5 separate regions of the Homo sapiens genome follow, and all the other regions are linked to region 1. The links are chromatin loops, found by intact Hi-C in ENCODE. Cell type or tissue: heart right ventricle. All regions are shown on one strand. Links, peaks and the distances in the headings refer to the core of each region. The heading gives the core; the rest is flanking DNA. Region 1 holds the start of PPIAP59 (peptidylprolyl isomerase A pseudogene 59). Region 2 overlaps KLK10 (kallikrein related peptidase 10). Region 3 overlaps LOC101928517 (a long non-coding RNA gene). Region 4 overlaps CTU1 (cytosolic thiouridylase subunit 1). Region 5 overlaps KLK9 (kallikrein related peptidase 9).

Evidence for each region. Peaks named below come from ENCODE experiments on the same cell type or tissue, not always from the same donor. Only the 100,000 strongest peaks of a DNase experiment are listed, where the experiment ranks them.
Region 2: it touches region 1 in a loop (2.2-fold over the local background); 25 of 110 quality-filtered maps call a loop at or near these places.
Region 3: it touches region 1 in a loop (6-fold over the local background); 15 of 110 quality-filtered maps call a loop at or near these places.
Region 4: a loop joins it to region 1, with 13 times the contacts of the local background. A loop is called at or near these places in 62 of 110 quality-filtered maps.
Region 5: a loop joins it to region 1, with 2.2 times the contacts of the local background. A loop is called at or near these places in 26 of 110 quality-filtered maps.

Annotation. Positions count from the first base shown.
Region 1 is chr19:50,926,472-50,932,636 of GRCh38, forward strand. PPIAP59 (peptidylprolyl isomerase A pseudogene 59) reads right to left here and starts at 1,146. Exons shown (of 1, transcript XM_047439804.1): 1 at 396-1,146. The coding sequence starts at 1,146. The coding sequence ends at 607. In heart right ventricle, for the core only: a CTCF peak has its summit at 3,548 (motif pointing right); a DNase peak (open chromatin) is centred at 3,527; H3K27me3 peaks cover 2,631 bases.
Region 2 is chr19:51,013,537-51,019,701 of GRCh38, forward strand. KLK10 (kallikrein related peptidase 10) reads right to left here. Exons shown (of 6, transcript NM_145888.3): 1 at 6,091-6,165; 2 at 5,507-5,603; 3 at 3,574-3,754; 4 at 2,346-2,620; 5 at 1,881-2,014; 6 at 1-1,416. The coding sequence starts at 5,594. The coding sequence ends at 1,264. Among named protein-coding and RNA genes, the nearest start is that of KLK10, 3.1 kb to the right of the region's middle. In heart right ventricle, for the core only: CTCF peaks have their summits at 3,414 (motif pointing left) and 3,613; no DNase peak of the experiment used is centred there; H3K4me3 peaks cover 1,526 bases; H3K27me3 peaks cover 3,888 bases.
Region 3 is chr19:51,167,148-51,173,312 of GRCh38, forward strand. The region is part of intron 1 of LOC101928517 (a long non-coding RNA gene); the gene reads right to left. It also overlaps the pseudogene SIGLEC17P. Among named protein-coding and RNA genes, the nearest start is that of SIGLEC7, 28 kb to the left of the region's middle. RefSeq lists a silencer at 2,205-2,499. In heart right ventricle, for the core only: CTCF peaks have their summits at 2,367 (motif pointing left) and 2,574; a DNase peak (open chromatin) is centred at 2,334; H3K27me3 peaks cover 1,222 bases.
Region 4 is chr19:51,094,523-51,100,687 of GRCh38, forward strand. It overlaps CTU1 (cytosolic thiouridylase subunit 1), which reads right to left. Exons shown (of 3, transcript NM_145232.4): 3 at 3,084-4,617. The coding sequence ends at 4,079. Among named protein-coding and RNA genes, the nearest start is that of CTU1, 11 kb to the right of the region's middle. In heart right ventricle, for the core only: CTCF peaks have their summits at 2,147, 3,028 (motif pointing left), 4,476 and 4,676; DNase peaks (open chromatin) are centred at 3,034 and 4,419; H3K4me3 peaks cover 317 bases; H3K27ac peaks cover 325 bases.
Region 5 is chr19:51,003,316-51,009,480 of GRCh38, forward strand. KLK9 (kallikrein related peptidase 9) reads right to left here. Exons shown (of 5, transcript NM_012315.2): 2 at 5,868-6,024; 3 at 3,143-3,408; 4 at 389-525. Among named protein-coding and RNA genes, the nearest start is that of KLK9, 3.2 kb to the right of the region's middle. RefSeq lists enhancers at 3,264-3,763, 6,160-6,165. In heart right ventricle, for the core only: no CTCF peak of the experiment used is centred there; no DNase peak of the experiment used is centred there; H3K27me3 peaks cover 2,713 bases.

The DNA of each region.
Region 1 (6,165 bases), core at 1,110-5,109:
ATCTCGGCTCACTGCAACCTTCACCTCCGGGGTTCAAGTGATTGTTCTGCCTCAGCCTCCCCAGTAGCTGGAATTACAGTCTCCCACCACCATACCTGGCTAATTTTTGCATTTTTGTTAGAGACAGGGTTTCACCATGTTGGCCAGGCTGGTCTCGAACTCCTGGCCTCAAGTGATCTGCCCACCTTGGCCTCCCAAAGTGCTGGGATTACAGGCGTGAGCCACTGCACCTGGCCCAGGCTGGGGTTTTTATTATCAGAAACTGCTAGACTTTTTCCCGAAGCGGTTGAACCATTTGACACTCCCTTCAACCAGGTATGAGAGTTCGAGGTGCCCCACGAAGTGTGCAACATCTTGGCGTTTTCATCTTATTTATTTTTATTGAATTTATTGTAGTTTTTTGTTATTTAGTTTTTATTTCATAATCATAAACTTAACTCTGCAATCCAGCTAGGCATGGAAGGGAACAAGGAAAACATGGAACCCAAAGGGAACTGCAGTGAGAGCACAAAGATTCTAGGATACTGCAAGCAAGTGGGGTGAAGGGGTTCTCTCCCAAGCTACAGAAGGAATGGTCTGGTCGTTAAGATAAAATACAAGTCAAACTTAGAGTTGTTCACAGTCAGCAATGGTGATCTCCTTGCTGGTCTTGCCATTCCTGGGCCCAAAGTACTCCATGGCCTCCACAATCTTCATGCCTTCTTTCACCGTGCCAAAGACCACGTGCTTGCCATCCAACCCCTCAGTCTTGGCAGTGCAGATGAAACACTGGGAACAATTTGTATTGGGTCCAGCATTTGCCATGGACAAGATGCCAGGCCCTGTATGCTTTAGGATGAAGTTCTCATCATCAAATTTCTCCCTGTAGAGGGACTTGCCACCGGTGTCTTTATGGCGTGTGAAGTCACCACCCTGACACATAAACCCTGGAATAATTCTGTGAAAGCAGGAACCCTTATAACCAAATCCTTTCTCTCCAGTGCTCAGAGCATGAACCTTTTCTGCTGACTTTGGAAACTTATCTGCAAACAGCTCGAAGGACACGTGGCCTAAGGGCTCTCCATCAACGGCGATGTCAAAGAACACGGTGGGGTTGACCGTGGCTGATAGTACAGGACTCGCAGCGGCAGTGTCTGCAAAGCCTATTTTAATTTTTTAAAACCGATCTGATGGGTGGGTGGTAGCGTCTAATTGTGGCTTGAATTGGATTTCCTCTCATGACGAAAGAAGTTGAGCATTGTTTCGTGTGCTTTATGGCCCTTTGTATGTCTGCTGTTGTCAAGTGGACCTGTGTACACCGAGAGCTGACCCACTCGTGTATCAGTTCTGTGGGGCTGCTGTAACGAACTAGCACAAACTGGGTGGCTTTAAACAAAAGAAATGTATTCTCTCAGAGCTCTGGAGACTGTAAGTCTGAAATCAAGGTCCCCATGGTGTCGGCAAGGCCACACGCCCTCAGGCTCTGCGTAGAGTCTTTCCTGGCTTCTGTTGACGGCTGCTGACCACTGGCCTTCCCTGGCTGGCAGCTGCAATACTCCAATCTCTGCCTCTCTCTTCACATGGCCCTCTCCCTTTGTGTCTGTCTTCATATTTTCTTCCCTGTTTTTATAAGGACACCAGTCATACTGGATTAAGAGTCCACCATACTCTAGTAAGACTTCAACTACTTATACCTGAAATGACTGTATTTCAAACTAAGATCACATTCTGAGGTCCTGGCGATTAGAACCTCAACATATCGGCTGGGCGCGGTGGCTCACGTCTGTAATCCCAGCACTTTGGGAGGCCGAGACAGGTGGATCACCTGAGGTCAGGAGTTCAAGACCAGTCTGGCCAACATGGTGAAACCCCATGTCTACTAAAAAAAAAATACAAAAACTAGCCAGGCGTGGTGGTGGATGCCTGTAATCCCACCTACTTGGGAGGCTGAGGCAGGAGAATTGCTTGAACGTGGGAGGCGGAGGTTGCAGTGAGCCAAGATTGCACCATCCACTCTAGCCTGGGTGACAAGAGCAAAACTCCATCTCAAAAAAAAAAAAAAACAAAAAAAACAAAACAAAACAAAACAAAAAAACTTCAACATATCTTTTTGTGGGGGAACACTTCAACCTATAACATTATGGATTCAGTAGCCTGCCCTTTAAATAATGTCCAGGCTCTAGGCTACATCTCAGATGCGTCAGTGATGCATTCCAAAAGTGGTAGTGTTACCATGCAACCAGTGGGCTCACAGCCCCATGTGCATAGAGGCCAATACCATAGCACCGGCTTTTGAGAAAAGAAAAACTTAATTGCACGTTGATCAGCAAAAGGACATAGGAGGAAATACCTGACTCTGTCTCCCTGAGCTGGGGGCTGGAGCAGGTTTTATAAGCATGGAGTAAGGAGGCGTGATCTGATTGGATCTGGCAATAAGGTGATGCTGGAGAAGCATGATCTGACTGGATCCTGCCATGGGGTGACACCAAGGCTCAAATCTGATCGGATCCTGGATCCTGCCATGCAGTGTCAGCTTCTTAATTCAGTCCCTGCTCCTCCATCCAAGCACTTTGGTTCCCCCTGTGGTTGCACGCATGGTTCATCTGGGTGTACTCAGGTTATATGACCTGAAATACCATGGCAACTGAAAAACATCTCACAACTTTGTTACATAAAAGTGGAACCAGGCTGGGCACAGTGGCTCACACCTGTAATCCCAGCATTTTGGGAGGCCGAGGCAGTTGGATCACCTGAGGTCCGGATCACCTGAGGTCAGGAGTTTGAGATTAGCCTGGCCAACACGGTGAAACCCCGTCTCTGCCAAAAATACAAAAAAACATCGCTGGGCATGGTAGCACGCACCTGTAATCCCAGTTACTCAGGAGGCTGAGGCAGAAGAATTGCTTGAACCCGGGAGGTGGAGGTGGCAGTGAGCCGAGATCGTGCCACTGCACTCCAGCCTGGGCGACAAAAGTGAGACTCTGTCTGAAAAAAAAAAAAAAAAAAAAAGTGAAACCAGATTGGTCTGTGCCAACTCTGGGGCAGGCACTGTGCATGAGGTGGAATTGTCATCTTGGTGTTACAGGTGAAGAGTGTGACCTATACACCATGGCTCAGAGAGGTCAAGGAACTTGCCCAAAACTAGACAGCTGGGAATGGCTCGCAGGATTGTAGGACTCCAAATTTCTTTTTCTTTCTTTTCTTCTTTTTTGAGACGGAGTCTCGCTCTGTCACCCAGGCTGGAGTGCAGCAGCACGATCCTGGCTCACTGCAACCTCCGTCTGCCAGGTTCAAGCGATTCTCCTGCCTCAGCCTCACAAGTAACTGGGATTACAGGCGCCCGCCACCACGCCCGGCTAATTTTTTGTGTTTTTAATAGAGACGGCGTTTTGCCATGTTGGCCAGGCTGGTCTTGAACTCCTGACCTCAAGTGATCCACCGGCCTCGGCCTCCCAAACTGCTGGGATTACCGGCGTGAGCCACCGCGCCCGGCCCTGGATTCCAAATTTCATGCCCCTCCCACAACTTTCCCAGGTCCCAGTTCAGTTCTTGCAAAGGCCTCCAGGTGGCGCGATAGAGCAAATGGTGGATTCCGCTAACTTGGGTTTACAATTTCTTCCTGGGAGGCTTGCAGGGTGGGGCACTTACTTGAACGTGCACACGAAACACCAGGGGATCTTATGGAAATGCCGCTTCTGGTTCAGTTGGTCTGGAGTGGGACTGTGTTTTTTAATATGCTTCCAGGGCATGTCGCTTCAGCTTTGAGCAGCAAGAGCTTCATTCAGTGGGATAAACAGCCCTCGCCACACCTGTGCAGGCAGCCAACTCCAGAACAGTAACTAATGACGTTCATGACAATCACAGAAACAACGATTTCCACATGTTTATTCTGTGCCGGCCTCTGTGTTCTTGTCTTTGCCTTTATGCGCATTCTCTCCTTTAATGCTCAAGGCAGTCTCATGAAGTAGCATCATTTTACAGAATAGGAAACAGGTAGGATTGAACCAGTCTGTGTCTATTGCACCCCTTCCCTTTTTCCTACAGGATAGATGCCATCCCTGGGGGACTCAGCCCAAGGCATGGGGGAAGAGAGGCCCGGGCTCTGGGGGATTGGCTGCAAGGCCAAGCGGTGGGACGAGGCCGCTTAGGCAGCGGGATTGTGGGGATTAGGAGGAAGAGTGAGATCAATAATATGCAAAGGGCCGGGCACGGTGGCTCACGCCTGTAATCCCAGCACTTTGGGAGGCCGAGGTGGGCAGATTGCTTGAGGTCAGGAGTTCGAGACCAGCCTGGCCAACATGGTGAAACCCCGTCTCTACTAAAATACAAAAAAATTAGCCGGGTGTGGTGGTGAGCACCTGTAATCCCAGCTACTGGGGTTGGGGGTGTTGCTGAGGCAGGAGAATCACTTGAACTCGGGAGGCACAGGTTGCAGTGAGCTGGGATCGTGCCGCTGCCCTCCAGCCTGGGCAACAGAGCCAGACTCCTCTCAAATAATAATAATAATAATAATAATAATAATAATAATAATAATAATATAATAAAATAGAAAGATCTGCAAAGTAACCCCAGATCCTGCACTACCTCCCTTACAACTCTCACCAAAGGAATCCTTTCTCTCTCTCTCTCTTTCTCTCTCTCTCCCTTTCATTTCTCCCTCTCTGTTTGCCCTTCTCTTTCCAGATCTCTCTCTGGGTCTCTTTCTCTTCATCTCTCCTCCTCCCTCCCTCCTTTCCTTCCTCAATCCTCTTGCTCTCCCTATGTCCTTCTTCCATCACTTTCTCTATGATCAGTGTTTCAGTCTCTTCTCTCTCTCTGTTTCTCTCTCTCTCTTTGAATGTCACCAAAGCTAGCTCTTCCCCTCTTTCTGAATCTTTCTCTACCCTCCCCACCCCCAGTCTCTTTAAACTTGAGTCTTTCTGTTGAGGTGGTATGAGCCTACAGTCCCAGCTACTCCAGAGGCTGGGGTGGGAGGATCCCTTGAGCCCAGGAGTTTGAGTCCAGCCTGGGCAACATAGCAAGATTCTGTCTCCAAAAAAAAAAAAAAAAATCTGAGTCTGTTTGTCTCACTCTCCCCAAGTTTCTCTCTTTAAGTCTCTCTGAGTCCATCTGCCTTAAATCTATTCCAGTATATCTCTCTGTTCCTCTCTTTCTTCCTTTTCCTCCCTTCCTCTCTCCCTCCTTCCTCTCCCCTCCAAATCTGTCTCTCTCCATCTCTCTCTGTCTTTACATCTGTTTGAGTCTCTTTCTTTTCTTTTCTTTCTTCTTTTTTCTTTTCTTTTTTTTTTTTGAGATGGAGTCTCGCTCTGTTGCCTAGGCTGGAGTGCAATGGTGCAATCTCAGCTCACTGCAACCTCTGCCTCCTGGATTCAAGTGATTCTCTGGCCTCAGCCTTCTGAGCAGCTGGGATTACAGGCACCCACCTACATGCTTGGCTAATTTTTGTATTTTTAGTAGAGACAGGGTTTCACCATGTTGGCCAGGCTGGTCTTGAACTCCTGACCTCAGGTGATCAGCCCGCCTCGGCCTCCCAAAGTGCTAGGATTACAGGTGTGTGAGTCACCGCACCTGGCCAAGTCTTTCTTTCTTTAAAGTTCTCAGAGTCTCCCTACTTCCCCCATTCCTACCCCTTCACCTCACATCCTTATGGCTTTGGCCCTATGTACCTATGTTTGCTTTCGCTGGCTCAATCTAGTGTTGTGGTTACCGGCACGGGCTTAGGACTCCTACGCCCTTGACTCAAATTCCGGCTCTGCCAAGTACCGGCTGCAGAAATTGAGCCAAATGCACCAAACCTCCCTGCTCCTCAGCCTCCTGGCTGGCTGAGGGCCTCCCTCCTAAGGTTTCTGTCAGGACCAGGAGGAATAAGCATGCAATGAATGCAGTGAGGTGTCTGGCACTGGATGAATGGTAGATGTTGTCATCATCATCATTATTATTATTACTAATAAAAGGTAACCCACAGCCAGCCTCTCTGTAGCCAACAATTAGATGCTTATCTGGTGTGTGGAATGCAGGGGGGGAGGGCCCTCCCACCAATAAAATTGGGGCCACTCCCTGACCTCGGTTTCTCGCCAGGATCAACCACCCCAAGAGCGAGGACCGGGTGGAGGATGTGCCAGCTTTCTGAGCCACACCTGCTGACACTTTTCGCCCTCAGTCAAAGCCTATCTGAGATCTTCAGCC
Region 2 (6,165 bases), core at 1,298-5,297, 87 kb after region 1:
GCCTCAGCCTCCCAAGTAGATGGGATTATAGGTGCCTGCCACCATGCCTGGCTAGTTTTTGTATTTTCAGTAGAGATGGGATTTCACCATTTTGGCCAGACTGGTCTCGAACACCTGACCTCAGATGATCTGCTTTCCTCGGCCTCCCAAAGTGCTAGGATTACAGGCGTGAGCCACCACACCCAGCGGACACTGAAGCTTCTATTAGCCTTACCTGGATTCTGTGTATTAACTCCCCTTCCCTCCCCCAATTTCAGGGAGAATCAAACAATTCCTCCTCCCAAGTTTTCAGGACGAAAATCTCACAGCCAATTAATAACAGACAAACCAAAGATTTTCCCCTAAATGTCAGAGGGAGGTTTCTTGGCACAAGCTGGGCAGTTGAGGTGGCAAGGGTTTCCCAATCTTCACTACCCCCTCGGCCCTCTGGTCTTAGAGGCTGGGATAGAAGCAAGGTGAGGTCCCTTGAGTTCAGTGGCCTCATGAAGGCAGAGAAGGTGCTAATGACTCAGGGCCAGCCTAGCTCGGAGGAACTGGTGTTGGGTGGAACCAGAAGTGGGAAACAGTGGGAGATGAGAAGGAAGTGGTTAAAAGGTGTTTCCTGGGACTTGGAACTAGGGTGAGGAAAATGATTCTTCCATCATCCCTAAGGGTTGGGGATGGAAGGTTGGGACTGGGGGCTACCCTGTGCACTTCTTCCCTGGACACACGCTTTCACCGGGACGTGGTCAGATCACGACAACAGGTAACCTTTAGTCAGAACTCACCACCCACTGTGTTAAGCCTTACATGACAATCACCATGAAGATTTACATACACATGTTATATCATAGTCTCCTCACAACATGTCTAAGAGGTAGGCACGTCATTGTTCCCATTTTGCAGATGAGGAAACTGAGGTTCAGAGAGGGCACTTGGCTTGCCCAAAGTCACACAGCAGGGAGTGGCAGAGGAAGTCAGGTTGGGTGACCCCAGTAACTGCTCTCAGAGGCTGGGTGATGACCGGCTTCCTGGCTTCTCTGGAATAAACCTTTGCCACCACTTCCTGCATTTCAGCTTCAGTACAGGCAGAGAATGGGGATAGGTGGGGGAATGAGGTGAGAGGGGAGATGTTTAGAGGTGTGGAGGGCGGCAGAGGTTTGAACAGTGCAGACAAGGGGAGAGTTCAGCCGACTGGGGAGGAAGAGGATGGACGATGGAGCCTCTGGGCATCTGGATCAGCAGGAGCATAACATCTGGATCAGCTGGAGCGTAGCATCTGGATCAGTTGGAGCGTATGACTTTATTGATCCAGGACATGTATTTGCAGATCTGGGTGTAGACAGCTGGATGCTGGGCAGAGCCACAGGGGTAAACACCCCACGAGAGGATGCCTTGGAGGGTCTCGTCACAGACCAGGGGGCCTCCAGAGTCACTCTGGGGGTGGCAGGAAGGAGAGATCAAATAAATGTGCCAACGTGAGAGCTGTCACTTTGGGATCTGGGGCAGTGGTGGGGAAGGAAGGAGTTGGGTTGGGATAAAGACGAGGATGGGATGGGGTTGGAATTAGGTATGAGCTGGAAGGTAGGAATGGAGGTGGACTTCAGGTTATGGGAGGTTGGGCTGGGGGATGAGAATGAAGGCACAGTGAGACTGGGGTTGGGATTGTAGTTCATGGAAGGTGAGGGGATGAAAATGGGCTTGGAGATGGGAATGGGGTGGGGTTGGGATGGAAATGGGATTGAGGATAGGGATGAGGAGGGGGTTAGGTCTGGGTAAGAGTTGGGGTCAAGGATGGGTTTGGGAATGGAGTTGGGGATCGGGCACAGGGTCTGCTCTTTTCCCATAACCTCCCTGTCCTCCCTCCCAGGAGTCAGAGACTCTCCCTGTTCAGACCCTACCTGGCAAGGGTCCTGGCCCCGGTCCAGTCCAGCACATATCATGTTGTTGGTGACCACGCCAGGGTAGAAGACCTCACACTCTTTAGGGCTCAGGATAGTGATGCTGGAGCAGGTCAGGCCCTTGTTGTACTTCACTGAAGGGAGAATATGCCAGTAATCCCTGGGTCCAGCCCCCAATCCTTGGGGAGCCAGGAGTCCAGATACAAGACCGTTTCTATCCTAAGCCCCAGCCCCTCCTCCTTCAGACTCAAGAATCCTGGCCCCAGCCCCTCCCCACTTAGACCCAGGAGTCCAGGCCCCCAGCCCCTCCTCCCCTCAGACTCACAGACCCAGGCATCTAGGACCCCAGCCCGTCCTCCCTCAGATCCAGGAATCCAGTCCCCAGCCCATCCTTCCTCAGACCCAGGGGTTCAGGCCCTCAGCCCCCTCCTCCTGAGGTTCCGGCCTCAGAGCCCCAGCTCTTGCCTCTCCGGGCGGCCGTGGTGCCCCAGCCAGCAACCTGGCACTGGTCTCCGGGCTGAGCACAGCGGTAGGGAAGCTGCAGGGCCCGGACGCGGGGCCCCAGCACTACGGGCCTGGCCAGCTTCAGCAACATGAGATCGTGCTCATCCGTTCGCCTTGGCAGGATGGGGCCTGAGCCCTGGTGGTACTTGGGATGGACAACAGAGCGAGTGGTCCGGCGGAGCTGCTCTCCCTGAAGAAGCAGCAGGTGGTCATCCCCTACTCGAGCCCACAGTGGCCTGGGGGAAGGAAGAGGCATGTGAAGGCAAACCCTTCATAGGGACTGGGAAAGCAGGTGGGCAGTGACGCAGGGCCTGGAGATAGGAAGAGTCTGAGGGAAGAGGGCCTTGTGGGAGAAGGGGACCTCAGTGGACATGGGGAGGAGGAATCAGTTGTTTGAGCTCTGAGGATCTGTAGGAATTGAGGAGGGCTGGGGGCCTGGACACCTAGGTAAGCCTTCCACATTTTCTTTTCTCTTTTTCTTTTCTTTGTTGAAACAGAGTTTCGCTCTTGTCACCCAGGCTAGAATGCAATGGCGCAATCTCGGCTCACTGCAACCTCCACCTCCCAGGTTCAAGCAGTTCTCCTGCCTCAGCCTCCTTCCTGAGTAGCTGGGATTACAGGCACCCACCACCACACCCAGCCTTTTTTTTTTTTTAATTTTTTTAAAATTTTTTATTTTTTATTTTATTTTATTTTTAGTTGAGAAGTGGTTTCACCATGTTGGCCAGGCTGGTCTTGAACTCCTGACCTCAGGTGATCCACCCGCCTTGGCCTCCCAAAGTGCTGGGATTACAGGCGTGAGCCACCGAGCCCAGCCCAACTCCACATTTTCTCTGTGGTAATACCCAACCCTTCCTCCTTCAACGGGGACTCACGAAGTGAACCTTTTCCTTTAGTTCTAAATTCCTGACCACACCGGACCCTGGCTTCTATCCGTTGCAGGCAACCACCTCCTCCTAGAGCTCAAGGAGAATCAGCGGGAGAGGAGTGACGGGCCCAGAAATGCGGAAAAGGACCACACCGCCCCCTGGCGGCCACAGCGCAAGCCCGGTCTCTCCTCCTGCTGGAAGGACACCGGGGACCGCACCTCCAGCTGTGGGAGTTCCGAGAGACCCCGCCCTGCCCGCTCCTCCCTGGAGGCCGCCTCCACAGCCCCCCGTGGCGTCCTCGGGGATGGATCTCCTCCTACTTGTTTCCGCAGTGCGCGGCCGTCAGCACCCAACTCTGGTCCACCAGGACACCCGCGCAGTGGAACGAGAGGCCGTTGAAGAGCGAGACCTGCCAGGGCTGCGAGCCGCGCGCGCACGGGGAGCCATAGGCTTCGGGGTCCAAGCGCGTGTCGTTTTGGGGGAGCAGCGCCGCCTCTGCGGCTGGAGAAAGAAAGGGGACGGAATCAAAGCACGGAGGGCAGGGTCTGGGTTTGGGGTTGGAGCTGGGCTGTGGCACTGGACTGCGTTCGGGGACGGGGGACGCAGCCAGAACGCGAGGGTGGTAGGGAAATATTGGGGGTTTCGCGTGCACCGAAGGGAATGGGAGGAGAAGAAGCGCGTGAAAGTGGAAGGAAGCTGGGATAGGGTAGCGTGGAGTAATGAGACAGAATAGGGTGGGTCTGGAGGGCAGGGACTGAACGCAGCGCGCCTGGAGAGCTGGCTAGAACGTCGCTGGTCGATAGAGGGGCGGGGATTGAACGCGGCGGGGAGGTAAGGGTGCGGGGATAGAACTCGGGGATCGGGGAGAGGAAGGGGTGTGAATAACAAAACGGGATTGAAAACCAGGAGAGGGGTGGGGCGCAGTGGTTTACGCCTGTAATCCCAGCACTTTGGGAAGCCGAGGCGGTTGGACCGCTTGAGCTCGGGAATTCAAGACCAGCCCGGGCAACACAGCAAGACCCAGTCTCTACAAAAACAAACAAACAACAACAACAACAACAAAAAAGTAGTCGCGGAGGCATGCGCCTGTAGTCACAGCTACCTGGGAGGCTGAGGTGGGAGGATCGCTTGAGCCCAGGAGGTGGAGGTTGCAATGAGCCGAGATTGGGCCACTGCACTCCAGTCTGGGCGACAGAGTGAGACCCTGTCTCAAAAAAAAAAAAAAAAAAAAAAAAAGCCGGATGTGGTGGTGCATGCCTGTGGTACCAGCTACTCTGGAGGCTGAGTATCGCTTGAGCCCAGGAGGTCGAGGCTGCAGTGAGCTCTGATTGGGCCACTGTACTCCAGCCACGGAGACAGAGCACTGCCCTGTCTCAAAAAAAAAAAAAAAAAAAAAAGAAGGAAAGAAAAAGAGAGAGAAAGAAAAAAACAAGAAAGAAAGAAGAAAAAATAAGAGAGAAAGTAAAACAAGAAAGAAGAAACAAACGAAAGGAAGGAAGGAAAGGAAGGAAGGAAAAGAAGAACGAAAGAAAGAAAAGAAAGAAAGAAAAAGAAAAAAGAGAGAGAAAGGGAAAGAGGAAGAAAAAAAGTGAGGGGAGAGGGCAAAAAGCGGTAAGGCAAGACTCAGGATAAAACACGGTGGTGTGGCCGGGAGCGGTGGCTCACGCTTGTAATCCCAGCACTTTGGGAGGCCGAGGCAGGCGGATCACGAGGCCAGGAGATCGAGACCACGGTGAAATCCCATCTCTACTAAAAATACAAAAAACTAGCCGGGCTTGGTGGCGGGCGCCTGTAGTCCCAGCTACTCGGGAGGCTGAGGCAGGAGAATGGTGTGAACCCGGGAGGCGGAGCTTGCAGTGAGCCGAGATCGCGTCACTGCACTCCAGCCTGGGCGACAGAGCGAGACTCCGTCTCAAACAAACAAACAAACAAAACAAAACACGGTAGTGTAAAATGGAGCGGGGCCGGGATGGGGCGGCGTAAGAGGAGGAGAAAGAACGCGGCGAAGAGTCCACGGAAGAGCGAGGATCCGGGTGGCAGAAATCGGACAGGGCCTGAGTGGGGCGGGTCACCCAGGGGCCGAGCCAGAAGAAGGGCCCAGCTGACTTGGGGGCGGGCCGTGCTCCGGAGCGCTGGGTGGGTGCTGGGGTCTCGGGGGAGGAGAGGTGCGCGGGGCTTGGTGACGGGAACACATTCTCCTCCCGCCCGTGCCTCCCACCGGCGCCTCTCCCCGCCCCCTGCCCCCGACCTTACCCCAGAGTTGCGCCATCAGCAGCGGCAGCAGCTTCGCCAGAGCCCGGGCGCCAGAGGCGGCGGAGAGGTGGAGGTGCGGAGCTCTCATGGCCAGGATCTGCTGGGGTGTGTGCAGGGGCGGGTTAAAACAGATGCTCCGTTAGAGACCCCCACCTCGCCGCGCTCATCCGCCCAGCCTGGGCCACCCCAGCCCGCAAGCACCCTTTTGACCTGCAGCCGATAACCCCAGGGGCTGGCAGACGGGAGATTCGGGCTGGAACAGCGGTAATGGGCACAATTACCCTAATGACGCCCCTCGCGGCATCTTCCCGTCCTCCCTGTGCCCGAGTGGAGCGCTCTCCGCGCCCCAGCTACCCTGGCTGCAGCCACGCCGCGCCCGAGGTTTCCCCCTCCTTCACGCGCGGGGTGGGGATCCGAGGCTCGGAGCCAGTGGGAGCCTCTTTCTCAACCTCACAGCGGGGGGACTTCCGCGTCCCGCAGGTGGAGAAACCGAGGCTCTAAGCCGGCTCCTGCCTGTGGCCCGGGGGTCCCCACCCATCCTCTCGCAATCCACCCCAACCCGGGTGGGGTGCAGGTAGCTTCACCTGGGAGTCGCCGATAGGAAGGAGGGAGGGGACCCAGACGTGCCTCTGCCCTGCCTGTGGTCTGCCGCTGGTATC
Region 3 (6,165 bases), core at 748-4,747, 240 kb after region 1:
CCAGGCTCTGGCATTGGACGGAAGACCCGAGGTGGGAGGCAGGAAGTGGTCTCTGCTCCTTCTCTGCTCCCCTCTGGGCAGGTCTCTGAGGTCACTTGGCTTTGCAGTCTCCCTCCACTCTGTGCAGAGGCGGATGACCTCTGACCACGTGTGGGTTTGAGGTTCCTCTTCTGTGAACTGCCAAGATCTCATGCTCCTCCCCACAGCCCTCTTCTCTGCTCACACAGGAAGCCCAGGAAGCCTCTGCCTCAGAGATGCTGCCGCTGCTGCTGCCGCTGCCCCTGCTGTGGGCAGGTGAGTGGCCCTGGGGAGAGGGGCCGTGGGGATGAGCCCATCTGACCCTCATGTCTCCACAGGGCCCTCGCTCAGGATGCAAGATTCCGGCTGGAGATGCCAGAGTCCGTGACGGTGCAGGAGGGTCTGTGCATCTTTGTGCACTGTTCGGTCTTCTACCTCGAGTATGGCTGGAAAGATTCTACCCCTGCTTATGGCCACTGGTTCCGGGAAGGGGTCAGTGTAGACCAGGAGACTCCAGTGGCCACAAACAACTCAACTCAAAAAGTGCAGAAGGAGACCCAGGGCCGATTCCACCTCCTCGGTGATCCCTCAAGGAACAACTGCTCCCTGAGCATCAGAGACGCCAGGAGGAGGGACAACGGTTCATACTTCTTTTGGGTGGCGAGAGGAAGAACAAAATTTAGTTACAAATATTCCCCGCTCTCTGTGTATGTGACAGGTAAGGCACGGGCTCCAGGAGTGGCACAAGGGGAAGGTTATGGGGGCCACTGGGAAGGGCTCAGATGGGACTCATGTCCTGGAATGGGGATGGGAATAAAGCACGTCAGGCTCAGGGGAGGAACTGGACCAGAGCCTGAGCTTCCCACAGGGCTGCACCTTGGATCCCCCTCCTGATCCTGCGTCCCCACCTCTGTCCACAACAGCCCTGACCCACAGGCCCGACATCCTCATCCCGGAGTTCCTAAAGTCTGGCCATCCCAGCAACCTGACCTGCTCTGTGCCCTGGGTCTGTGAGCAGGGAACACCCCCCATCTTCTCCTGGATGTCAGCTGCCCCCACCTCCCTGGGCCCCAGGACCCTCCACTCCTCAGTGCTCACGATCATCCCACGGCCTCAGGACCACGGCACCAACCTCATCTGTCAGGTGACGTTCCCCGGAGCTGGTGTGACCACGGAGAGAACCATCCAGCTCAGTGTCTCCTGTGAGTGATGGGGCCAGGATGCCTGGGTGCCTGAGGGTGTGAATGGGGAGAGGACCAGGAGAGAGGAGGTCCAGGACTGGGGCCACTTGGTGGCTGTGTCTTGGAGGCCTTGCTGAGTAGGGGAACTAGAAGGATCCAAGCTGTCAATTGCCATTTCTGCGGGCTTCTAGAGGAGCGCCTACCTTCATCTCACTCCCACCCCAACTAAATGAGAAATCCTCTCTTGCTGGCTTAGATCCTCTAATGAACCCAGTGATTGAAGCCTCCCTAGAAGACGGCACAGGTAGGACAGAGTCCCCATCTGGAGGCTGGAGGAGCAGGGCCTTCAGCTCAGGGAAGAGCTGGGCTCCTGCCTCATCCTGACTCACCATGGTAACCAGAGACTCCTTGTTGGCCAACTCAGGGACCCTCCCTATCCTCAGCTCCCATGGACACCTGAGCACCTGTCTGTAGGGACCAGCCCCACAGGGTCGGTAGGTTTTTCTCTCATGTTTGGAGACGAGGGAGTTGCAGAAATAAAGACACAAGACAAAGAGATAAAAGACAGCTGGGTCCGGGGGACCACTACCATCAGGACACGGAGACCGGTAGTGGCCCCGAATGCCTGGCTGCGCTGTTATTTATTGGATACAAAGCAAAAGGGGCATGGTAAAGAGTGTGAGTCATCTCCAATGACTGATAAGGTCACGTGAGTCACGTGTCCACTGGACAGGGGGCCCTTCCCTGCCTGGCAGCCGAGGCAGAGAGACAGAGAGAGAGAGACAGCTTACACCATTATTTCTGCTTATCAGAGAATTTTAGTACTTTCACTAATTTTGCTACTGCTATCTAAAAGGCAGAGTCAGGTGTACAAGATGGAACATGAAGGCGGACTAGGAGCCTGACCATTGAAGCACAGCATCACAGGGAGACGGTTAGGCCTCCAGATAACTGCAGGTGGGCCTGACATGAGTCAGGCCCTCCACAAGAGGTGGAGGAGTAGTCTTCTCTAAACTCCCCCAGGGAAACGGAGACTCCCTTTCCTGGTCTGCTAAGTAGCGGGTGTTTTTCCTTGGCACTGACGCTACCACTAGACCACGGTCTGCTTGGCAACGGGTGTCTTCCCAGATGCTGGCGTTACCGCTAGACCAAGGAGCCCTCTAGTGGCCCTTTCTGGGCATGACAGAGGGCTCACACGTCTTCTGGTCACTTCTCACTATGTCCCTTCAGCACCTATCTCTGTATAGCCTGGTTTTTCCTAGGTTATAATTGTAGAACGAGGATTATTATAATATTGGAATAAGGAGTAATTGCTACAAACTAATGATTAATGATATTCATGTATAATCATGTCTATGATCTTGATCTAGTATAACTCTTGTGGTTTTATATATTTTATTACACTGGAACAGCTTGTGCCCTCAGTCTCTTGCCTCGGCACCTGGGTGGCTTGCCACCCACACCTGTCCGCAGACTCCTCCACAGACTCCTCCAAACACACACCCCTTGGCCCCACAATAAGGACAGAGTGATATTCATACAGCAGGACTAGCCTTTGAGCCCCTTATCATCTACCTCCTAAATACTCCTCCAGCCTCAACTTTAAATTTTTCCCAGTAGTTTAATGTACTTCTGGACAGGTGATACAATCGCATGGGCAAAAATGCTAAATCCATAGCAGAGTCTGTTCTCAGATGCTTGTCCTCCTCCCCAGAATCAAAGAGTGTTCATCCTGGCTGCTCTGAGCCCTGGTGTATTCTCTGGAAGGATCTCAGAGGTCGTTTGGTATCAGCAGCACAGACTATCCTCACTCTCAGACTGTGTAGTGTTCCATTGAAGAGTTGGATCCTAATTCTGTATATATCTTCTTGAAATGGAATATCATGTTTCTACCAACAGAAACAAAGGATTGAACAGTCTTCTATCTACTTTGCCAGTGTATGTCTATGTCTGTGGAATCAGTTACTTAAAGCAAAATAGCTGGGTCTTACGTTCTTTCTGATTTTGAGAGATATGGCCAAATTGTTCTCAGTCAATGGTGGATATGTTTACATCCCCAACAGCATGGGGTGACAGTGTTTTCTTTTCTTTTTCTTTTCTTTTTTTCTTTTTTTTTTTTTGAGACTCTCACTCTGTCACCCAGGCTGGAGTGCAGTGGCGTTGTCTCAGCTCACTGCAACTTCCGCCTCATGGGTTCAAGCAATTCTCGTGCCTCAGCCTCCCGAGTAGCTGGTAGACTACAGGTGCCTGCCACCACGCCCGGCTAATTTTTTGTATTTTAGTGGAGATGGGTTTCACCATGTTGCCCAGGGTGGTCTCCAACTCCTGAGCTCAGGCAATCTGTCTACCTCAGCCTTCCAAAGTGCTTGGACTACAGGCATAAGCCACCGCACCCAGCCGAAAGTGTGTCTTCATCAACCCAATGTGGAATGAAAGCTTTCGCTTTTTGCCAGTATTAGGTGAAAATTGTTATCTCCATATAATTTTTTTATTTATATGCACTTTTTAATTGAGATAAAATTCATATAACATTAAATTCACAATTTGAATCATTTTAAATTATATGCTAAACTGGCTTTTAGTCACATATTGTACAACCATAACCATGATCTAATGCCAGGACATTTTCTTTACTTCAAAAATCCACTCTGTACCCATTAAGCACTCACTTCCCATTATCCCCTCCTCTGGCAAGCACTAATCTGCCTTCTGTCTCTACAGATTTGCCTATTTCGGACATTTCATATAAGTGGAATCACACAAAAAACAGCCTCTTGTGTCTGATTTTTTTTTCACATAACGGAATGCTGTCAAGGTTCACCCCAGTACTATGCATGAATACTTCATTCTTTTTGAAACCTAATATCCCATTGTATGGAGAGACCATGTTTTGCTCATTCATTGTTCAGTTGATAGACATTAGAGCTGTTCACACTTTTTGACTGTTACTAATAATGCTGCCAGGAACATTCATGTACAACTTTTTGTTGGAACCTATGTTTTTATTTCTCTTGAGCATAGCCCTAGGAGTGTAATTTTTAGGTCATATTGTAACTCTGTGTTTAACTTTTTGAGGAAATGCCAGACTGTTATCCAGTGTCAGCACCACTTTACATTGCACCAGCAATGTACAGAGTTGCAAATTCTCCATATTCTTTTGAACATTCTCGTTTTCCTTTTCTAAAAGAACTATGGTCTTCTAGTGCATGTGAAGTAGTAATTCATTGTGGCTTCAATAGGCATTAAGATACTGATAAATGGTATTGAACATATTTTCATAGACCAATTGATATTTGTATCTTTTTGGAGAAGTTTTCACTCAAGTTCTTTGTCTACTTTTTAATAGGTTAATTTGGGTTGTTTGTAATTTGAGTGGTTTGTAAATTACATGCCCTTTATATATGCTGGATACTACACCCTTATCAGATCTGTGCTTTACAAATGTATTTTCCCATTCTGTGGGTTGTCTATTCACTTTCTTGATAGTGCCAATCAATGCAAAATAGTTTTTAATTTTGATAAAGTCCAAATTATGTATCATTTCTTCTTCCAACTGCTGGACAGTCAGGGAACAGCTTAGAATGAGCCCTGGGCTGATGTGATACCACATCCAAGGATGCAGGAAGGATCTGAAGAACCAATGTCCAAGTTGTCTTGGGAGAGGAAGGACATGGTTTGTGGTTTAGCAGGTGAATGGGCCTCATCCCACCTTTTTGCAGGGAAATCAGGAACCGTGGAAGAGGTGGTTGTTTTGGCCGTGGGGGTAGTGGCTGTGAAGATCCTGCTTCTCTGCCTTTGCCTCATCATCCTCAGGTAAGCACTGCCTGAAGACCAAGGACAGGCATGGGGAGGGCAGAGGACATGATGCTGAATCCCAGAATCTCAATCCTGGGGGTATGCAGACAGTTTACGTGGTCCTGGGGCCAGGCTGGAGGCTGAATTGGTGGTGAGAATTACACATGGGCCATTTGTGGTCAGTTTGTGTCTGTCCCAACTGAGGGCCAAATGCCAGGATGGGGAGCTTCCTGTTGTCATCAAGGAAGTCTAGACCTGCTCTTCCTCCCTGTGATCCCTCCAGCCTCTAGCAGGGCACAGGAAGTTGAGTTGGCTGCCCTTTGCTCCCTTCATGTGGCCACACTTACAGGTCCTTGTCTCTTCACTCAATGTCAGTTTCCACAAGAAGAAGGCGGTGAGGGCAGTGGAGGTTGAGGAGAATGTATATGCTGTCATGGGTTAATCTCTCAGGTGAGTGATGTGGGCCTCTCACTCTTCAACATCCTGCTGGATAACTCCTCCACAATGGCCTCCAGGATTGCTCTGCCCATCATGGCCAAAGTTAAGCCAACTGTCTTCCTCCTCAAACCTACTTTTCCTGGGATGTGGGTTCTTCATCCTGCAGATGACAAAGAGGCCTCATCTCTAAAGTCAGAACCTGGGTGTGGGTCTCCATCTTGACCCCCCTCCCTTCTCTAGATCCCATAAATTACTAGCTCTTGTCCCTCCTTCTCCTAAGCAGGGCTCATCTTGATGCCCTTTTCTCCATCCTGACCCTGGTCATTCTTGCGGCCTCACCTCTTCCCTGATCACTGAACCCTTTTCACCTCCTGCCTCCATCTCTCCCCAACACAGGCCTCCAGACTGTACTTCCAGATGTCTCCTCATCCAGTTCCTCCACAGTCTGAATGGCCATGTTTCCTCTTCATTGCTGGAGAATGAAGTGCAAATGCCACTGCCTGGACTGAAGGCCTTTCACGATCTGTCTTCTGCTGGACTCTGCTCCTGATCCCCCTTCTCCTTGCATCACCCGAAGTCTCCCTACACCCACCAGGCCAAGCCCTCTGTGATTCTGAGACTTTGCATGTGTAGTTACTTCTCCTGAAATGGCCTTCCTCCCCATTCCTGCCAATCCAGGTCCTTATCATCCTTCAGGTTGTCTTAAATGTCATCCAGGTGTGTGTATTTTTAT
Region 4 (6,165 bases), core at 740-4,739, 170 kb after region 1:
TCTCCTCCTTGAAGCCTCCCCGTCCCTCCTACTTAAATAGAAGCGATTATCACGATCCAACATACCATATATTTGACTTATTTTTCTCGTTTTTTTTTTTTTTTTTTTGTATCTCCCTTGAGGGCATGGTTTTGTTCTGTTCACTGCTGTCACAAATCACCTGCTCAAAAAGTATTTGTTGAGTGGATGACACAGGGGTCTTGAGGTCAAGGAGTGTCTGGTGTTTATACGGGGCCTTAAGATCTCTGCCAACCTGTGTCTCTCACCCTTAAGGACTGGCTCAGAGACCAGCGGGCAGGTGGGCAGAGACAGCTGAGCTCCCAGTCGGGGCTGGGGAGGGGGAGACCTGGCTTTGATGTCAATGACCACCGGATGCACAGGCGAGGTCACAGCGACCCCTTGTGGCCAGAGACGAAAAGAGCACCTCCCCCCCGCCCCGCTTTTTTTTTTTTTTTTCTTTTTTTTTTTTGAAACGGAGCCTGGCTCTGTCGCCCAGGCTGGAGTGCAGTGGCCAGATCTCGAGATCTTGGCTCACTGCAACCTCTGCCTCCAGGGTTCAAGCCTCAGCCTCCTGGGTAGCTGGGATTACAGGCACCTGCCACCCCGCCTGGCTAATTTTTGTATTTTTCGTAGAGGCAGGGTTCCATCTCAAATTCCTGATCTCAAGTGATCTGCCTGCCTCAGCCTCCCAAAGTGCTGGGATTTCAGGCGTGAGCCACCACACCTAGCACCCCCAGCTCTTCAGAGACCCCCATGAGGAAGGCCGCAAGCCCAGGCTAAGAGGGACGGCGAGCACTCACTAAATGCCAGGCGCTCTTCTAAGCACTGATATGTATTTTTAACAATAACCACAGGACGGAAGTACCATTCCTCCCCACACTGTACAGCCAAAGAACCTGCTCAAGGTCACACAGCATTCCCGGCAGAGCTTGGTTCTGAACTCAGGCAGTCTGGGTCTAGGAAGCACATTGCAAACCTGCGCGGTCCAGTGGAGTGCCCACAGGTCCCATGTGGCAGCCGAACTGTGGGGAGTCTGGATTGAGATGGGCCGAAAGTGTAACATACACACCGAATTTTGAAAACTCTATATGAAAAAACATGTATAAAACATCTCGCTTAAGTTTTAACAAACTGATTACATATTAAAATTATAATATTTTGTATAAGTGGGTCAAATAAATTTATTAAAATATCACTTGTGTCCCTTCTCTAAAAATACGGCTATGAAAATATTCTAAATTATACATACGGTTTGCATTTTCGATTGGAGAGTGCCTTAAACCACAAAAGAAATCTAATCCACTGCCCACCCCACCCCATGCACAGGGACAAACTCCAATGAACAGAAGGGAAAAGGTCCCTTACCCAAAGCCACACAGTAAATCACTGGCACGTCAGCAATAGGAACCTAGGTCCCCTGGCTTCCAGCAGGTAGCCCAGCAAAAGTGTCCAGAGCTCCAGCTCCTTTGCTGATTTGCTGCAGTGTGGCCCTGGGCAACTTACTTCACCTCTCTGGGCTGTAATTTCATCCTTTATGAAATTGGTGCTGAAGGAACCAACCCAAATGCCCATCAATCAACGAGTGGATAAAGAAACTGTGGTGTATACGTATACGATGGACTACTACTCGGCCATAAAAAGGAATGAATTAACAGCATTTGCAATGACCTGGATGAGATTGGAGACTATTATTTTAAGTGAAATAACTCAGGAATGGAAAACCGAACATCCTATGTTCTCACTGATATGTGGGAGCTAAGCTATGAGGGTGCAAAGGCATAAGAATGATACTATGGACTTTGGGGACTTGGGGGGAAGAGTGGGAGGGGAACGAGGGAAAAGAGACAACAAATACAGTGCAGTGTATACTGCTCAGGTGATGGGTGCACCAGGATCTCACAAATCACCACTAAATAACTTATTCATGTAACCAAATACCACCTGTACCCCAACAACTTATGGAAAAATAAAATATTAAAAAATAAAAAATAAACTTTTAGATTCTTCTACATACCAGTTAAAAAAAATTGGTGCTGAAAACCCATTCCTTATGTCACTGAGCTAATGAGGAAGGCAGGCACACTTGGCACTAGGACTGGCACACAAGCGTCATCCTATACAATTGATCTTGATCATCTTGCACCCCCTACAGCTCATTCTCCTCACAGCAGCTGGAGTAACTTTTAGAAAATGGAAATTGGACCCACTGTTGGGACCAAAGCCCTCCAAAGACCTACCATCACTCTTAAAATACAAGTCTTTCTTGCCAACAGAAGACCATGCACGGCCCATCCCTGCTTAGTGGCTCGTTTCATCTCTTGCTATTCTCCTCCTCACCCACTCTGTTCCCGCCACACTGGACTTGCTGTTCCTTGCACTTGCAAGCTGATTCCCACCCCTCCAGGCTTTTGCACCAGCAGTTCCCTCCACCAGGAAAGCTCTTCCCCCAAATGGCTCCATGCTTTGTTCTTTTGCTTCTGTAGGTCTGTGCATAACGTCACTTCCTCCAAGGCCCTTCCTTCCCTGACCCCTGTGGAAACAAGCTCTTCCTGTCTCTCTCTCTCATCATTTTTTTTTTAATTTGTAGCATTCATCACTACCTGACATTACATATTGATGTGCTTGCTGTCCGTTTCTCCCAGACTGAACTTCATGAGGGCAGAGACTTGTCTCCTGTTCACTGCCATGTTCCTAGAACCCAGAGGAGTGCCTGATGCAAAGGAGATGCTCATACACGTTTTGAGTGAATCATCTAGTCCTTGGCCTCCAGCCCAAGTTTGGGTGGCCACACAGTGAAGACAGGACTGAGAAGCAGGGGTTTGGGAGAATACTAAGCCCTGGGTTGGGTGATGGGAGGAGAGAATTGAGAAGCCTTCTAGGAGGACCCTGGAGGATCTGAGCAGGGTGATGGGAAGAAGGGGCATTTCTGACAAGAAGCCAGCCCAGCAAGTCCTGGAGGTGGGACTGAGAGCACCATCTCCCCGGGAAGTTTGAGATTCTCACAACCTCCCCGTACCTGTACAGGACAGCAACCCTGAGACCCGGCGCCCCCTGGTGGTCAGACAGTAACATGAACGACCAAGTCCAAGTGGTCACCATTTATTGAGCACCTCAACTTCTCTGATCTTCCATTTCCTCCCAGTGGTGCCTTGATGCGGGGGGGATGGGGGGGCGGGGGGGAAGGGGGCTGATTATATTTTCATAGGAGAAATGGGACATGAAAGAGGCTAAGTCACCGACAGGCTCACACAACCCTGCCTCCAGAGTCCAAGGTTTGGGGAACGCATCCAACCCCTCCTCACCCGTGACAGAGATACCAGGAGAGATTCGAGAGGGGATGGGTGGGGGAGGACCAATTCCACGACCTGTGATATTCGAGAGCTTTGGAGGGAGCCCTCGGTGTGACCCCTTCCGACTGGGTGTCTTAGGGCCATTTACCACTTCAGGCTACAGCCAGTGAGACCGTGGTGGAGACGAAATGAGGGTGCAGTGCGTGCTACACACGAAGCGCTGGAAGGGAGGCATCGTGACGGCGGCTGTGAATGGCGTGTGTCCATCAAGTCACGCTCCGCTTACCCCACTGCGGGCAAACAGGAAACATCAGGAATCTGATGCTCAAGGAGGGTCAGGACCATGCTGAGCGCACCCAGAACCAGCAGAGGCCCTGGGCAGGAGGTCCCCAACCAATCCCCACTCGCTCAAGAATCACACGGTGTTCAGCCCCCTCCTCCCTGAGACCCAGGAGTCCACGACCCCAGGCCCTCCTTCCTCAGCCACAGATGCCTGGGGTCCCCAGTCCCACTTCTTCTAGGCTTAGTCCTGGCCCTCTCCTCTCTCAGACCTAGGATGGTCCCCCAGCCCCCTCCTCCCTCAGAGCCTGAAGCCCAGTTCGAGACCCTTCTTCCCTGAGACCTCGAAGTCTGGGGTCCCAGCTTCTTCAGGGTTTCAGGTGAATGGGCCCCCGTCTCCTTCCCAACCCCACATGGAAGGCCAGGTAAGGTAACGGGTTTATTCACAGTGTCATTTACAGGCAGCCCCCACCCCGCGGCATCAGATCCCGGCGGGAGGCCCGAAGTCGCTAGAAGGTGGGGACGGCCTTGGAGGCGGGGGGCCGGGCCGGATCCCCGGGCGTCCCCGGCGTCGCCTCCTCGTCCAGACCCCGGCGGCCCTTGCCGATGGCCAGGCGGGGCCGGCCGCGGTTCAGGCCGTCCAGGAGCGCGCAGGCCTGGCAGAGCGCGCGGCTGGCCAGCGCCCCACAGCGGGAGCAGGCGCCGGGGCGCGGGGGCCGCGCGGCCGGGGCCAGCGCCAGGCGCTCGGCCGAGTGCACGAGGTCCAGCACCGCGGACGGCCGCGCCGCCTCCAGGCGCTTGAGCAGGTCCCGGGCGTGGCCGCGGAAGGCCTCGGGCGCGTAGACGCACTCCTCGGAGAAGTAGTCGAGGCGGCGGAAGTGCGCGTACAGCACCACCTCCTTCTGCGAGGCGAACTGCAGCGGGCGGCAGCGCGGCAGGGCGCCCCCCTCGCCGGGAGAGCCCAGGCCCCCGCCCCGGGCCAGCCGCCCCGCGTCGCCCCGTAGGAAGTTCATGAGCACGGTCTCCGCCATGTCGTCGGCGTTGTGACCTGGTGGGGAGAGAAGGGAGCGGGTGAGGTGGGGCGCGGAGGGCGCTGCTGGCCAGGGAGCCCCCCGGGGAACCAAGGGTCCACCAGGACCCAGAGAGAGACTGGGAGGAGAGACCCACGGAGACCCAGGGCACAGTGGGGCCGCCAGGACCCAGAGAGAGACGGCGACGGGGAGAGCAAGCCATGGAGACAGACCCCCAAACATGGTGTGACAGCCAGGATCCAGAGACAGGGAGGGGGAGAGAGAGCCATGGAGACCCCTAGGGCACTGTGGGCAACCAGGACGCAGAGAGAGACGGGGAGGGCAAGAGCGAGCCATGGAGACCCTCCGGGAACCGTGAAGCAGCCAGGTGCAGGCTGCAGGTGGACACAACAAAAAATCAAAGAGAAACATAAGCTCCCCTGGCGCAACTTGGGCGTGCCTTCATGTACCACCCGCCTACTGCATAGCGGACCTTATGCTAGTTGCCCTTTCATATAGGGAGTAAAAGTGCATTATGCTGCTAATAACCTTATCAGCCTCAGTTAAAACCGTAATTCAAACTGTACACAAAAATCAGAAGGCATTTAAGGCATTTAACCGAGATTCTCAGGAGAGCTGGAGGGGTAGGCAGGCTGCTGTCTCCCCCACCGCCTAGGGAATCCATGGCCTAATTCTGGGAACCTGTTAATATGTTTGGTTGTAGGACAAAGGGGAATTAAGGTTGCAAGTTGAATTGGGGCTGCTAATCAGCTGACTTTACAATAGGGACAGAATGGTGCGTTATCCAGGTGCGCTCAAGGTAATCACAAAGACCCTTAGAGGGGAGGAGGGAGGCAGAAAAGGGAGAGATAGGGCCATGGAGACCTTTGAACATAGTGGGCAGCCAGGACCCAGAGAGAGATGGGGAGGGGAAGCCTGAGCCATGGAGCCCCTCTGGCACCATAGGACAGCCAGGACCCAGAGACCGGGAGAGGGAGATGGGGCCATGGAGCCCCCTGGGCACTGTGGTGCAGCTAGGTGGTGGCTGGAGGTGGACACAGCAGGAATTGAGAGGGGAACACACACAAGCTCCCTGGGGAACTTGGGGATACCTCATTTGCCACCCGCCTACTGCATATGGGGGGTGTGAGGGCAGAGGCAAGGTTAGAGTGATGCAAACGGTGTAGGACTCAAACTGCCATCCTTGGCTTTGAAAATGGAGGAAGAGCCGGGCACAGTGGCTCATGCCTGTAATCCCAGCACTTTGGGAGGCTAAGGTGGGAGAATCACCTGAGGCCACGAGTTTGAGACCAGCCTGGCCAACATGGCAAAACCCCCATCTCTACTAAAAATACAAAAATTAGCAGGTCATGGTGGCAGGCACCTGTAACCCCAGCTGAGGCATGAGAATCTCTTGAACCTGGGAGGGAGAGGTTGCAGTGAGCCGAGATCACTCCACTGCACTCCAGCCTGGGCTCCACAGCAAGACTCTGTCTCAAAAGAAAAAAAAGAAAAGAAAATGGAGGAAGGGACCATCAGCCAGGAATGTGGGCAGCCTCCGGAAGCTGGAAAAGGCAAGGAAATGG
Region 5 (6,165 bases), core at 126-4,125, 76 kb after region 1:
CACGGGCCACTTCCTCCCTCCCAGAAAGGCCCCAGCCCCTTCCTCCTCCAACATCCGAGAGTCCTCCATCTCCAGCCTCTTCTTCCTCAGACCCAGGAGTAAAAGCTCAGAGGGCCCACCTCCCCGCAGGACCTAACCTCCTCCTCCCCGAGGACTCAGACTCTGGACGCCCAGCCCACTCCTCCTGTAGATCCAGAAGTCTGGACCTCCAGACCTTTTCTCTTTTACACTAAGGAGTCCAGGCCCTGGTCCCGTCCTCTCCCAGGAACCAGGTATCCCAGTCTCCTTCTCATTTTGACCCAGGAAGGCTGGGGGCCGACCCCTCTGCTCCCCTAAATCCTAGAAAACTTGGCAGGACAGCCTCATTTTCCCCAGAGTAAGGTCTCACCTGGCAGGAACCTCGGCCCCCCTCCCACAGGCCCGCACAGAGCATGCTGTCCGAGATGTGTCCAGGGTATGCCCAGTGACAGAGTTTGTTCTCCAGGATGCTGATGTTGGCACACTGCAGTGTGACTGGAAACAGCGCTGTCAGGGAAGAGAACTGTCAAGGATCTGCAACTGTCTCCAACACACTCAGCACCCCACTGCCCTGAGTCCTCCCTGCAGCTTTTCCAAAGGACCAATGGAGCCACATTTAGGACTCTCAAAGATAGAGACAAGAGACAGTGACAGACAGACAGTCATAGCACACAAGAGAAACAAATGGAGACAAGGAGGAAGAGGGCCAAGTAGAGAGAGAGGCTGGCCGGGCACCGTGGCTCATGCCTGTAATCCCAGTGTTTTGGAGGCCGAGGCCGGCGGATCGCTTGAGGTCAGGAGTTTGAGACCAGCCCAGCCAACATGGTGAAACCCCATCTCTGCTAAATATACAAAAATTAGCCAGGCATGGTGGCAGGCGCCTGTAATCCCAGCTACTCGGGAGGCTGAGGCACGAGAATCACTTGAACCTGGGAGGTGGAGGTTGCAGTGAGCCGAGACTGGTCACTGCACTCCAGCCTGGGAGACAGAGCAAGACTCCGTCTCAAAAAAAAAAAAAAAAAAAAAAAAAAAAAAAAAAAAAAGAAAGGAAGGAAGAGAAACAGAAAGATGCATGCAGAGAGCCAAGAGATAAGAGGAGATGCATATATAACTCCCTAGCACTTTGGGAGGCTGAGGCGGGCGGATCACAAGGTCAAGAGATTGAGACCATCCTGGCCAACATGGTGAAACTCCGTCTCTACTGAAAATACAAAAAATCAGCTGGGCATGCTGTTGCACACCTGTAGTCCCAGCTACTCGGGAGGCTGAGGCAGGAGGATCACTTAAAACCCAGGAGGTGGAGGTTGCAGTGAGCCGAGATCACACCACTGCACTCCAGCCTGGGCAACAAGAGCAAGACTCAGTCTCTTAAAAAAAAAAAAAAAAGAAATAGAAAAAGACCCAGACCTCAAGGGGTGGAATGAAGGCAGTGAGATAAAAGGAAAGAGATTTGCAGGAAGATGGTCACTGATGGAGACAGAGACATAGACAGAGATACCAGATACAGTGTAGTCAGTATAGATGTGGATATGGATATATAATACACATGTGCATCTATATAAGACATGGGTGCAGGCTCCGATGCATCAAGGGATATGATAAACAGAATTGGTAAACAGAAGTCGGGGACGGGGGCTGTGCAGGGAGACAGGAGCCATTTGGGTCCATTGGAGTGAATCAGAGAACTTATCTTGGCTGAAGGGGGCAGCCTCCATTGACTCAGCCCAATGCTTGCTATTTTGGGAATGTGAGTTCTTCAAACTTTTTCAGGTGAATCCAGAAACCTGGCTTTTGTATAAAACTTTCCAAGTTTTAGATATTGGCAGCAACAAATTCAGACTGTTTTTCCAATCCACTGACCCAATTTGGCTAATGGGTCAGTGATCCGTGACTCTGAGAGACATGGTCTTATTCCCATTCTAAGATGAACGCATTTCACATTTAAACATCTCTGGGCCAGGTACAGTGGCTCACACTTGTAATCTCAGCACTTTGGGAGGCCAGGAGTTTGAGACTAGCCTGGACAACATAGCAAGACCTCATCTTTGCTAAAAATAATAAAAATTTTTAGCATAAGGCTTAAGTTAAAGGAGGTCCCATCATGGAGCAATGCATGATGGGAAATTCCCACCCAGCATCTTTTACCAGAATCAGTGCTTTATTCATGGAGGGAAGAAAATTGGAACAGTATGGATGGTCACTTTTCAGAGGCAATGGAGAGAGGATTCCTGCATCAGGTGGATTCCAGGATACTATTAGAATGCCCAGAATCTAAGATTCTAGAATTCTCAGATTCTGACACACTAGTATCCATGATTCTAGAATCTAGAGGCTCAACGTTTAGAGTTTTATGAATCCAAGATTCTAACATTCCAGATTCCCCTGGATCAAAAAACTCCAGGATTCTAACATTATCTGAATTAAATCTAAGATATGACTAGATTTAAAAAAGACTAGAATTTTGGCTGGGTGCAGTGGCTCATGCCTGTTTTCCCAGCACTTTGGGAGTCCAAGGCGGGCAGATCACCAGGTCAGGAATTTGAGACCAGCCTGGCCAATATGGTGAAACCTCTGTCTCTACTAAAAATACAAAAAAAAAGATAATAATAATAATAATAATAAATAATAAAAAAATGACCCCGGTGTGGGATGTGGTGGTGCATATCTGTAATCCCAGCTACTTGGGAGGTTGAGGCGAGAGGATCACTTGAGCCCAGGAGTTCAAAGCTGCAATGAGCCGTGATCACACCGCTGCACTCCAGCCTGAGCAACAAAGCGAGACCCTGTCTCAAAAACAAACAAACAAACAAACAAACAAACACTCTGAAATTAGAATGTGTCTTCCAGAAAATGGTGTTATATAATCAATGGGATCTAATGGGATCTTTCCTCCTCCTCCTTTTTTTCTTCTCCTCCTCCTCCTTCTTCCACTTCTTCGCAGTTCATGAAATAATGGCACATCTTAAAAATGCTAGCATCTTATATTTGGTTAAATATATCGATTGGCAGATAGATAGACTGACAGAGAGAGAGAGGAGAGAGAAAAGGAGAAGACAGAGATGAAAAGGCAGAGACAGAGGGGTGAGGGAGCAAGTTTCAGAGAGAGTTCTGGGCCAGGTCATACCCTTGGGGCTGGACACGGCCCCCCAGCCTGAGATGAGACACTGCATGCCTGGGGAGACACAGGTCTGGCTGAGGTTGAGGGGCTGCACAGCAGGACTCAGACGTGCCTGCCTGGGCAGGCGGATCAGCATGATGTCATCATTGTGGTCATTGGCGCTGAGGTCCTTGTTGAAGCCAGGGTGGGGGAAGAAGTCCGTAACCCGGAACAGCTGCTCCGGACCCTCCCATTTCCAGAGGTGGTGCTCTCCAAGGCGGACCCACAGATACCTGCTGGGACAGGCCTCAGAGGTCAAGCTGGGGGAAAGGTAAAAGTCCTTTCAGCCCCAGCCCTCTTTTCCTGTCCATCAGGGTGCTGTGTGACCCTCTGCAAGCCACACACCCTCTCTGCACCCTCATCATCTATGTCTGGCCCAGGGTACTGTGATTTTAAGCGAGGCACACACCTCCTCTGGGTCCCTGGTCCCCACTCTGATGTTTTGTGTGTCTCCATCTTTGTAGCTCTCCCCACAAAGCCCCCGCTCCTAGTCCCAGGCTGAGTGAGCCACCTTCCTCCCTACTCACCTGGAGCCTTGGTGGTGACTTGGGTCCCTAGGAACGGTGTGGGCACGGGGGACCCCACCTACCACATAACAACCGCCCCACCCCTGCCCCCACAGGTCTGGTGGCTTCTGTGGGAGCGGCTCTGTATGTCTAAGTGGTGTGTGTGTATACGTGTGCGTGTGTATGAAAGGGGATGGGATATGGAAAATCCCCAAATTGGGGGTCATCTCTGGCCTCAGCTTTTCCTGTCTATCATATCCTTCACCCTTCAATGCATGTCTTCCTGGTGTCTAACCTTAAGCCCTCACCACAGTCTCAGCGCACTTGTTTCATTTCTGGTCCATGCCCTAGACAGCTGGGATCCTTTCGGGGATGACAAGTCCATTCCCCAGCCTCTGACCTCTGACATTAGGCAGCAGGCTAATGACTGCGAATTCAGGGTTGGGGAACCAGAAACATCTGTGTCTGTCTCTCTCTGTCATTCTTGCTGTCTTGGCTCTGGATCTGGAAAAGTAGTCCTCACCCCTACATCCCTTCATCCCCCTACCCTTCCCCTGCCTCTCACTCTCTTCCACCTTCATATCTCTGCATTTCTCCTGCTTCACTTTCGGCTGAAATCTGAACATCGTTCTCCCAGTCTGATGTATAGGCTTAAGTTAAAGGAGGTTCCATCATGGAGCAATGCATGATGGGAAATTCCCACACAGCATCTCTTACCACAATCAGTGCTTTACTCATGGAGGGAAGAAAATTGGAACAGTATGGATGGTCACTTTTCAGAGGCAATGGAGAGAGGATTCCTGCATCAGGTGGATTCCAGGATACTATTAGAATGCCCAGAACCTAAGATTCTAGAATTCTCAGATTCCGACACACTATTATCCATGATTCTAGAATCTAGAGGCTCAAGGTTTAGAGTTTTATGAATCCAAGATTCTAACATTCCAGATTCCCCTGGATCAAAAAAACTCCAGGATTCTAACATTATCTGAATTAAATCTAAGATTTGAACATAGAATTTTAATGTTCTAGGACAAAAAGACTAGAATTTTGGCTGGGCGCGGTGGCTCACGCCTGTAATCCCAGCACTTTGGGAGGCCGAGGCGGGCAGATCACAAGGTCAGGAGTTCAAGACCAGCCTGGCCAATATGGTGAAACCCCCGTCTCTACTAAAAAAAAAAAAAAAAAAAAAATAGCCTGGCATGGTGGTGCATACCTGTAATCCCAGCTACTCAGGAGGCTGAGGCAGGAGAATTGCTTGAACCCGAGAGGCAGAGGTTGCAGTGAGCTGAGATTGTGCCACTGCACTCCAGCCTGGGAGATAGAGGGAGACTCTGTCTCAAAAAAAAAAAAAAAAAAAAAAAAGAAAGACTAGAATGTCATCATTCTATAAATCTATAACCTTAGAAATTTAAGAGTCTGGGATTCAAATAGTTTAAGACTACAGAATTATCTGAATCTCAATATTCTAGGATACTGTGAATCAAAGATTCTAGTACTGTGAGTTTCAATATTCAATGAATCTAGAAAGCTCTGAATTTAAGATTCTAGGATCACACTAGCCATTATGGCTATTGAACACTTGAAATGTGGCTAGTCCATTTTGTAACAGGCTATGTGTGTAAAATACAGAACAGATTTCAAAGGCTTAGTACCAAAACAAAAGTAAACTGTATCGTTCATACGTATTTAAAAATTGATTACATGTCAAAATAAGTTTTTGGGTATGTCAAGTTAAATCTATTAGAATTAATTTTACTCATTCCTTATTTTTTAAATGTGTCCACCAGAAATTTAAACTTACACATGTGGCTGGCATCATAATTCCTCTGGGCAGTGCTGACCCAGACTGCTAAGATTCTAATAGTCTGCGAATCTATGATTCTAAAATTTGCTGAGGCTATTGCAGAATTTCATAAATTCAAGATTTTAGGATTCTACGATTCTGGATTTCTCTGGGTCAGTCTCGGATTCGAAGAGCCTAAGTTTCGAATCTTAGACTTCTCAAATGAGATATTGCTGGTCTCTAGAATTTTAGGATTTGGGAGGCTACCCTTCCTACTTCTAAGAGTTGAACTTGTGGTATCAGAAGTGGAGGCTCCGCACTTCTGGCCTAAAGCACCCCTCACCCTCTCCTGACCCCCAGCCTCTGTCCCTCCCCAGCATGGCCAGCCTGGGTCACTCACGGCTTGCGGCAGTGGGCAGCTGTGAGCAGCCAGCGGTCACTGATGAGGGTCGCCCCACAGAAGAGCCGAGTAAGGTGGAAGAGGCCGGCCTGCCAAGGCTGGGAGTTGGGGCGACATTCCTCGGCCCCGATGGCACGGGTGTCTGCCCAGCCATGCCCTGGGGTGGGGATGAGGGACAAAGGGGTCAGCGAAGAGCAGGCTGGGAGGGCAGGGAGAGGATGCTGAGAAGCCTAGAGGGCAGGAGGCAGAAGCCTGGGATGGGAGGGAAGAGCAAGGTGACCTTAGTACAGCCGTGAAG